2 separate regions of the Homo sapiens genome follow, and region 2 is linked to region 1. A link is an interaction called in ENCODE POLR2A ChIA-PET data of the cell type or tissue named here. Cell type or tissue: GM12878. All regions are shown on one strand.

Region 1 (5,000 bases):
CAGGAAAGCATCATAGCTTAGTCAAGTTAGATCAGAGTAAACCAAATCTTGAAGATGCTGAGACTGTTTCAGTTGTTCTGGTTATCTAGTGTAGAGTTAATCAGGGCCTGAACTGTGGTTCTTCTGGAGGTGTAAAAAAAAAAAAAGATCAGGGGAATTTTTTTTTTTTTTTAATGTGACTGGCTGTATTTGAGTTTGGAGGTGTTCAGTCCAATACTTGTTTCCCTTTGGTAAGTGCAGGTATTGCTTAAAAAGAATTTAATACCCTATCTTCCAGACATTCTAGAAGACCAGTAATCTATATGTAGGACCCATTGTTACAAAATGCATTATATTTTAACAAGAGTTACGGCGCTCTAACTTAAGGAAAAAAAATTAAAACAGTAGACCCCCTCTCTTGAAAAAAAAATTTTTTTTTTCTTTGAGACAGGATCTGGTTCTGTTGCTGAGGCTGGAGTAAGAGAGACCGGGGCTTGCTCTGTCACCTAGGCTGGGTGCAGTGGTATGATCGTAGCTCACTGCAGCCTCTAACTCCTGGCTCAAGCGGTCCTCCCTTCAGCCTCCTGAGCAGCTGGGATTACAGATGTGCACCACCACGCCTGGCTAATATTTTTATTCTTAAATATTTTGTAGAGATGGGCTCTTGCTCTGTTGACCAGGTTGGTCTTGAACTCTTGGTCTAAAGCGATCCTCCTAAGCCTCCCAAAGTGCTGGGATTACAGGCATGAGCCACCACACCTGGCCTCTTTTTGAAATCTTAAACAGAAGCCAGATATATATTATAGATAAAAATGGAGTGTCTCTATTTTCAGGGGCATGGAAGAAACTGCCTACTCATCCTTTAATTTTCACTTCCTCCCTCATTCAGTTCATTTTAACTTTAAAAGTCTATGGAAAACAAGATGCAGAGCAGTGCTCTAGGCAGAGTTTATGCATATATCCAAGTAGGTTTTTTGTGTCTTATTAGCGACTGATTTATCATTTTCTTAAGATGGAAATTAAGCAATTCTAGTGGTAAGGTGTTAATAATTTCACTCTTTTTATGTAGACGAGAGGTTGAGCCTTGAAGGATGAGAGGTGTTTACCGTCTTAGGATGGGGTATAGTAGATAGAACCATATGAACCGAAGAGCTGAGGAATGTGAGCATGTAACACCTGACGTGTACAGTAGTAGGTATGAAGTCATATGGGAGCAGTATTTTTTTTTCTATTTTGTTCACTGATTTTTCTCCACTGGTACTTAATAGGCACTCAATAAATATTTTGCTAAATAAATGAACTGGTGATGTTGAAATCCAGTTAGTTTACATTTTGGTTGGTTTTGGTATTGTCTTTTAAAGGTAGCAAAGACCAAGTAATTAAATTTGTTAGATGAATATGAGATAAAATGGGTTCACTTTTCAATGAGGAGCAAAAATTTATAGACTTCCTTGAGCCAGGTAATAACTAAAACACAAAGTTTTTGGTGTTTTTAGAAAATAATATTGATTAGATTTTATGTTGCTAAAGTTTTCAAGTCAAGGTCATGATGAAACAAAATCTTAGAATGATTTATGTATTCATTTAGAAAGTTTCATTGAAAACATTCATATAATTGTTTTTGTTACACCCTGAACTTGCATGTTGCCATTTCTTATATTACACAGTAATTTTTTATACTTTTTATAAGGTTGGCACATACAAGTTATGGTTCTAAATACAGCTAAAGATTTTAGGAGTATAAAAATTATATAAAGTTGCTTGATTTGAGGAATGGGATTGTGGTTCCATAGGATGTTAAATTTGAGTTGTGAGATTATCAAGTTGTGTAAAAGAACGTTTTTCTAATTCCTGATGAATAAAGAATAGGAATATTGAGAGAATAGTGAAGTTCTAAGGGAAGAGGTTTTTTTTTTAAAACTACATAGGACTTATCTGATTTAAATATGAAGCCTTAAGAGAATTTAATGGTAATGTTATTAATTAGTTACTTAATTTACATACTAAATTGAATTGGGATATCAAGACATTTTATAGCCATTGGATGCAATGAGTTGTTTTTCTAGGCATATTGGGATTTTTAGTCATTTATAAAAACTTGTCTCTCTCTTTGTTTTGTTTTTGTTTTTGTTTTTTTACAGGATATGACATGTCTACATTTATTAGGCGGTATAGTAGATATTTAAATGAGAAAGCAGTTTCATACAGACAAGTTGCATTTGATTTCACAAAAGTGAAGAGAGGGTGAGTTAAGCTTTTTTTGACATCTAATTGATTTGAATTTTTAAAAATGTAAAACATAGGAGTTACTAGATTATGAATTATGAAATTTTAGCCAGTTTTAAAAGATGAGCCTCATTTTTCTTTGATGAGGTATATCAAGTACTTTTTGTGGTAGGATTTGTTTTTAAGTTCTTTTTATAGCACCTTTATTGAGATATCATTCACATAACAAAATTTATCATTTTAAAGTGTGTAATTCATTGGTTTTTAGTGTATTTACAAAGTTGTCCAACATCACCACTAATTTCAGAACATTTTTATCACCTCCACAAAGAAACTCTATACCTATTAGCATTCATTTCCTATTCCCTCTTCCCCTAGATCCTGGCAACCATGAATCTACTTTCTGTGTCTCTGGGCTTGTCTATTCTGAACATTTCATATAAATGAAATTATACAATATGTGACCTTTGTGTAGCATGATATGTCCAAGTTATAGCATCCATGTTATTTCATATATCAGTATTTTATTCCTTTTTCTAGCCAAATCATATTTTACTTTATGGACATATACTGCATTTTGTTTATCTGTTCATAAGGTGATGGCCACTTGAATAGTTTCTACTTTTGCCTATTAGGAATAATGGTGCTGTGAACATTAGATTTTATGTGGATTATCTTTTTAATTCTCTTCGGTGTATACCTAGAAGTGGAATTGCTGTGTCATATGGTAACTCTTATGTTTGTCATTTTGAGGAACTGCCAAATCATTTTTCAAAGCAGTTGAATCACTTTACGTTCCCACCAGCAATGTATGGCACTTTCAGTTTCTCCCTATTCTTGCCATACTTGTTATTTTCTGGGTTTTTTTTTGCCTTTTTTTTTTTTTCTTAAATGGTAGCCATCCTAGTGGGTGTGAACTGGTGTCTTGTGATTTTTAGTTTGCATTTCCCTGATGGCTAATGATATTGAGCATTTTTTTTGAGCTGTTGACCATTTGCATATCGTCTTTTGAAAAAATGCCTCTTCAAACCCTTTGCCCTGTTTTTATTTTTTATTTTCACTTTTTGAGACAGTGGCACCATCCCAGCTCACTGCAGTGTCGACCTCCTGTGCTCAAGCAATTTTTCCCCCTCAGCCTGCTGAGTAGCTGGGAACACAGGCATGCAACACTATGCTCAGTTAATTTTTAAAAAAATTTTCATACAAATGAGTTCTCACTATGTTGCCAAGGCTGGTCTTGAACTCCTGGGCTCAAGCAGTCTTCCCATTTTGGCCTCCCACAGTGTTGAGATTATAGGCTTGAGCTACTGACCTGGCCTTTTGCTCATTTTTAAATTGGGTTACTTGCCCTTTTTATTGTTAAGTTGCAAGAATTTTAAAAAATATGTTCTGGGCACCAGTTTCTTATCGCATAAATAATTTGCAAATATTTTTCTCCCATGGCTTGTCTTTTCAGTTTCTTGTTGGTGTTTTTTGAAGAACAAACATTTTTAATTAATTAAGTGTATCTTTTTTTTCCTTTGGTTGCTTGTACTTTTGTAATCATGTCTAAGAAATCATTGTTTAATCCAGGGTCACAAAGATTTACTCCTACTTTTTATTCTAAGAATCTTGTATTTTTTGCCCATATAGTTAGGTTCTTATCTATTTGGAATTAACTTTTGTATATGGTGTGAGAGGTGAGTCCAAATTTATTCTTTTGTATGTGGATATTGAGTTATCCCAGCAACATTTTGTGAAATTACTCTTCTTTCCCCATTGGATAGTCTTAGTACCTTGTTGAAGATGAGTTGACCATAAATGTAAAGGTTTATTTCTGGACTTGCAGTTCTGTTCTGTTGATCTGTATGTATATCTTCATGCCAGTACCACATTGTCTTGATTACTGTTGCTTTGCAGTGTGTTTTAAAATTAGAACGTGTGAGTCTTCCAATTCTATTCTTTTTTTTTTTTTTTTTTTCCCAAGATTGTTTTAGCTGTTCTGGGCCCCTTGCATTCCCATGTGAATTTCAGGATCAGCTTTTTGATTTCTGCAGAAAAGATAGCTGGGATTTTGTGGGGGATTGCATTGAATCTATAGATCAGTTTGGGGAGTATTACCTTCTTAATGATTAAATTTCTAGTCTATGAACAAGAGATGTGTTTCTGTTTATTTGGATCTTTTTTCATTTCTTTCAGTGCTGTTTTGTATTTAAGCTTTCTTTTAATCTTAAATGCAGAAGATGCATTTAATTTTTGCTGCACCCTAAATAACAATCATCTTAGTACATGATCCAGTCACATGAATGATATAGTCAGTGCTTCTATAAGTGATAACACCTGATATGCAGATTTTTTTCCTAGGATATAGGATGAGGCCTCAGGAGAAAGCCACTGAAGACATTCTTAGCAGCAGCGATGACCCTTGTAGCTATGAAGACCTGTCTTGAAGGGAATCTGGCATGTACAGAAATAGTCTGGTGAATGCCTTCCTGAGCCACTCTGCTGCTCAGTGATCCCAAAGGTCTAAGCAATTGATGTGTTCCTTTAGATTGTTCTATTGAAATTTTAAATTAATGGACTGAAGTGAAAAATTTAATTAAAATATAGAGGTAACCTCTTAGTTATGCAAGAAAATTTAAAGCTGAATTTAAATGTTCTATGCTGCCATTCCAAATCCATCAGGAGGTGATTATTTTGGAATATACCTAAAGTAAATTCTACAGATTTTGTTTCATATATTTAAGCACTTTGTAGAAGATTATGGTGGAGAACTTTTTTAGAAGTCTGATTTTTAACCTCTGTATCCTGTCCAA
Region 2 (5,000 bases), 100 kb after region 1:
AGCTAGCTCGGTGTCTACCCAAATGGCCATCCAGTTTTGTGCTTGAAACCCAGGGCCCTGGTGGTGTAGGCATCTGAGAGAATCTCCTGGTCTGCAGGTTGTGAAGACCGTGAGAAAAGCATAGTATCTGTGCCAGAATGCACCATTCCTCATGGCACAGTCCCTCACGGCTTCCCTGACCCCTTGTGCTTCCCGAGTGAGGCGACGCCCTACATTGCTTCAGCTCGTCCTCCGTGGGCTGCACCCACTGTCTAACCAGTTCCAGTGAGATGAGCTGGGTACCTCAGGTGGAAATGCAGAAATCACTCACTTTCTGTGTTGATCTCACTGGGAGCTGCAGACCAGGGCTGTTCCTATTCGGCCATATTGCCAGCCACCATATAATAATATTCTTAAAGTCCTAGCCTACTGACTTGAATATCTGGGTCATTGGTGGGCATGCTTTAATTGTTTGCTTTTCCTCCTGATTCTTAGTCTTATTTTCCTGCTTCTTTGCACTGTACACGCGCGTGCACACACACACACACGTATAAAGTTTTGTATGCTCAACATTGTGAATACAAGGAGTATAGTGTCTGGGTTGGTATTCTTTGTTCCCCAGAGAAAAAAGAATCTATCCTCTGTTAGTTATATTAGGTGAGGAGAAAATCACCTCAAAGGAATCAAGAATTGAGCTGGGGGAATCGAGAGGCTCTGGTGAGGAGTGGGTGCCGTGTGTAGGTGGTGAGTGAGGAGGGAGAGGGAAAGGAAAGAGAGGAGAGCGAAGAAAAAAAATAGAGTTGAACTGGGTCAGGGCTAGTTTGCCGTTTTACTTAGATTCAGTCCACCTCTGCTCTGAAATCTCTTGAGAGTGATACCTTTTAGTTTCAGGGCCCACATCTACAGAATGAATTATTCCAGGTGCATCCATGTCTCTTTTCTCTATTGAAACTCAGTCCCTAGGTTATGTCATTTAAGCTTTCATGGCTTTAAATTCAGTCCTGGGCTGTTGATTCCCAGATCTGAATCTCCAGCCTTTACCTTTCCTAGCAGGAAACAAAGGGCACATTCAAACAGGATACCTGGAGAAAATTTAACAAAGGCAATATATACAAAGGTGTGGGCAGCATCAAGGAAAACCAACAGGAATGGTAACACTCCCTGGGGCTATCAACAGATGGGAACTGTTCCACTCCTGGGTCTAAAGGGGGAGAGGGAGGGAGTACTTACCAGACCTAGAGAGTAGCTATACTGATTCAGTATTTCTCGTCTGAGATGATTGGGACCAGAAGTGTTTCAGATTTCAGATTTTTTAGGATTTTGGAATATTTGCATATACGTAATAAGATATCTTGGGGGTAGACCCAAGTCCAAACGCAAACTTCATTTATATTTCAGATACACCATATACACATAACCTGAAGGTAAGTTTATATACTATTTAAAATTTTTTTTTGTGTATGAAACAAAGTTTTTACTGCAACCCATCACATGAGGTCAGGTGTGGAATTTTCCACTTGTAGCATTGTGTCAGTGCTTAGAATGTTTCAGATTTTGGAACATTTTGGATTTTGGATTTTCACATTAGGGATGCTCAACCTTTGTTAGGTGAGCCTTCCAACAGGAATAGTGGCCTTTGATAGAGGAACCCTGCTAATCTACATGACCTGTTAGAGAAAGAGCTGGGGGAAGAAATCTCACCCTTCTCACTTTCTTTGATCTCCTGCTAGAAACTCCTATTAAACAAACTCAGTAGAAGGTTAGAAGCAAAGGACATTGACGCAGTCCATAAAGGTCACCCTTTGAGACACAGAGATAAGGGTAGAGAGTGGATCTGGGATGGTCAAACAGAAGCACACATACATGCAACAATTTTATACTCATGAATGACTAATAGGTATCTCAATAGATGGATCTGTTAGGGAATGGAGTAGAGTGGAAAAGAGGCCTGTGAACCAGGTGCCAAATTAAAGATTATGGAGAAGAGTGATGAGAAGGGTTAGAAATTTATAGCAAAGAATAGTAGTAGAGGGTGATATATATACTGAGCTTCAAAAGGCATGTTTTTACATGAGACTGGTGGAATTGTGGTCTAGAAGAGGCATTGCATTAGTGAAAGCATGTAGCCCCACAGAAGGTGGTGGCAGAGAAGAATCAATACCAACCACTAGAGAGAGAGCCACAGGGGAAGTGAGCTCTTTCTGGGGAAAGCCAGGTGCCAGTCAAAACCAGAGAGTAAAAGAAACCTTCAACAGGCTGGGCATGGCGGTTCACATCTATAATCCTAGCACTTTGAGAAGTTGAGCCAAGAAGACCACTTGAGCTCAGGAGTTTAAGACCAGCCTAGGTCACATGGTAAGACCTCCCCCCCCCCCGCCGCCCCACACCATCTCTACAAAAAATAAAAAATTAGCTGGGCATGGTGGTGTGCTTCTGTGATCTCAGCTATTTGGGAGGGTGAGGTGAGAGGATCCCTTGAGCCTGGCAGGCTAAGGCTGCAGTGAGCCATGATCATGCTGCTGCACTCCAGCCTAGATGACAGTGAGACCCTGTCTCAAAAAGAAAAGACACCTTTGAAACTGCCTTTGCAAAATTATGACCAAGACGGCGAAAGAGATCTAATTTAATTGACTCCATCTTGCTTCTAATCTCCAAACTGTCCTTTTCATTCTTGGGCGGAGGGTCAACTAACTTTGGGAAAAACTTAGTATACAGTTTAAAACAAAGATGATAACAGCCCTTTCCCAAAGCAGTCTTCCTTCTTGCCTAGGGAGTAGATTGCATTTGTAGGACTAACATTAGCCACAAGATTAGAAATTATGGTTTGGGAGTCATGCAGCTGGAGGCTACAAGATTCTGACTGTCTCTAAACTGCTCCTAAGATCAGTGCTTGAGATATTTTGCAGACCCTGCACATCATGAATCAGCTGGCACTACCTAGATTGATAAACTGGCTCATCTGATCTTGTGGCCCCCCCATCTAGGAACTGATTTGGTCAGGAGGACAGCTTTGGCTCCCTATGATTTCATCTCTGACCAATCAGCAGTCCCGGCTCACTGGCTTCCCCACATCTACCATGTTGTCCTTAAAAACTCTGCTCCCCGAATGCTAAGGGAGAATGATTTGAGTAATAAAACAACGCTGGTCTCCCGCACAGCTGGCTCTGTGTGAATTACTCTTTTGTCTGTTGCAATTCCCCTCTTTTTTTTTTTTTTTTTTTTTTTTTTGAGGCGGAGTCTTGCTGTGTTGCCCAGGCTGGAGTGCAGTGGTGCGATCTCGGCTCACTGCAACCTCCGCCTCCCGGGTTCACTCCATTCTCCTGCCTCAGCCTCCCAAGTAGCTGGGACTACAGGCGCCTGCCACCACACCTGGCTAATTTTTTTGTAATTTTAGTAGAGAAGGGGTTTCACCGTGTTAGCCAGGATGGTCTTGACAGGATGGTCTTGATCTGCTGACCTTGTGATCTACCCGCCTCGGCCTCCCAAAATGCTGGGATTACAGGGGTGAGCCACCATGCCCGGCTCCCCTGTCTTGAGGAATTGGCTCTGTATAGGCAGCAGGCAAGGTGAACCCCTTGGACATTTACACCTTCAACAGTGGCATTTGTCTTGTTTATTGTTTTTTTAGAGGTTGTTGTTGGAAGTTTTGGGAGAGAATGGGAAGGGTCCAGGAAAGCACCGAACACAATGGAGATTAAAGTACAGGAGAGGCCGGTCGGTGGCTCATGCCTGTAATCCTAGCACTGTTGGAGGTTGAGGCATGATAGTACAGACCTGCAGTCCCAGCTACTCGGGAGGTTGAGGCAGGAGGATTGCTTGAGCCCAGGAGTTTCAGGATGCTGTGAGCTATGATAGTGCCACTGCACTCTAGCCTGGGTGACAGAGTGAGTCCTTGTCTCCAAAAATTGAGAAACTCAAAGATGTTCAATTGGTGATGGTACTACAATGTAAGGGGTGTTGGGAAAGATGACGAGTGTTTTCAACTTCTACAATGAAGAGTGTTAATGTAGCAGCATTTGAGATTGAGGGAGCAGGAGTGCTAACATCCTGTGGGCTCAAGACAGTGCTGCACAATTGTCCTTACTTTAAATGCCAATAACATCCCCCACTGATGATTAAATTAATCCTTATATCACTAAAGATTACAGAAATATGACATATGGTGGTATTATCTGGTCTCAAGGATCCAAATGGAATGCTGATGTCACATCCAGGTACTCACAGTGTCCTTGGCTTGTGGTAGCCCTGAGAGAAGTGGTATTTGCTTTGGATAGGAATGTGGTAGTTTAGACTAGATACAGCTGGAGGGAGGGAGTGCTCCCTATCAGTGGAATATTTTTATACAACAAATTAACACTCTCAAGTTTATTTCCAACATTCATTTTTTATATTCATTATAAACAGGGTGATATGGTTTGGCTATGTCCCCACCCAAATCTCATCTTGAATTATAGTTCCCATAATCCCCATGTGTTGTGGGAGGGACCTGGTAGGAGGTAATTGAATCATGGAGGCAGGTTTTTCCCATACTGTTCTTGAAGTAGTAAATAAGTCTCACAAGATCTGATAGTTTTATAAATGGGAATTCCCCTACACAAGCCCTCTCTTTCCTGCCACCATGTATGATGTGACTTTGCTCCTCATTTGCCTTCTGACATGATTGTGAGGCCTCCCCAGCCATGTTGAACTGTAAATAAATTAAACCTCCTTTATAAATTACCCAGTTTCAATTATGTCTTTATTAGCAGCATGAGAACAGACTAATACACAGGGTTAAACTACGGAGAATTGGCTTGCATTATAGACTGGCTGTCTATCACATTGAGCATCCTCAGAGGGAAAGATGTGTAGACAATGCTATGCAAACTTCTAAGTTTTTCTTAGAAACATTTCTAATGGAACTATTTCATACTGGAATCACAGATTAATCAGTGAATTTTTTGTGTGTGAAAAGGAACCTCAGAGACTACCTTGAACCCACTGTCATGCTTCTGAATACTTCAGTGTAGAAATACAAAGCG

The links. ChIA-PET counts read pairs that join two places held together with the same protein. Peaks named below come from ENCODE experiments on the same cell type or tissue, not always from the same donor. Only the 100,000 strongest peaks of a DNase experiment are listed, where the experiment ranks them.
Region 2: POLR2A ChIA-PET joins it to region 1 with 6 read pairs; 2 of 35 experiments call an interaction of 5 or more read pairs at or near these places.

What each region holds. Positions count from the first base shown.
Region 1 is chr11:86,019,590-86,024,589 of GRCh38, reverse strand. It overlaps PICALM (phosphatidylinositol binding clathrin assembly protein), which reads left to right. Exons shown (of 20, transcript NM_007166.4): 4 at 2,121-2,223. Among named protein-coding and RNA genes, the nearest start is that of PICALM, 47 kb to the left of the region's middle. In GM12878, no CTCF peak of the experiment used is centred here; a DNase peak (open chromatin) is centred at 3,019.
Region 2 is chr11:85,919,709-85,924,708 of GRCh38, reverse strand. It overlaps CCDC83 (coiled-coil domain containing 83), which reads right to left. Exons shown (of 11, transcript NM_001286159.2): 11 at 4,696-5,000. Among named protein-coding and RNA genes, the nearest start is that of CCDC83, 67 kb to the right of the region's middle. In GM12878, no CTCF peak of the experiment used is centred here; a DNase peak (open chromatin) is centred at 2,138.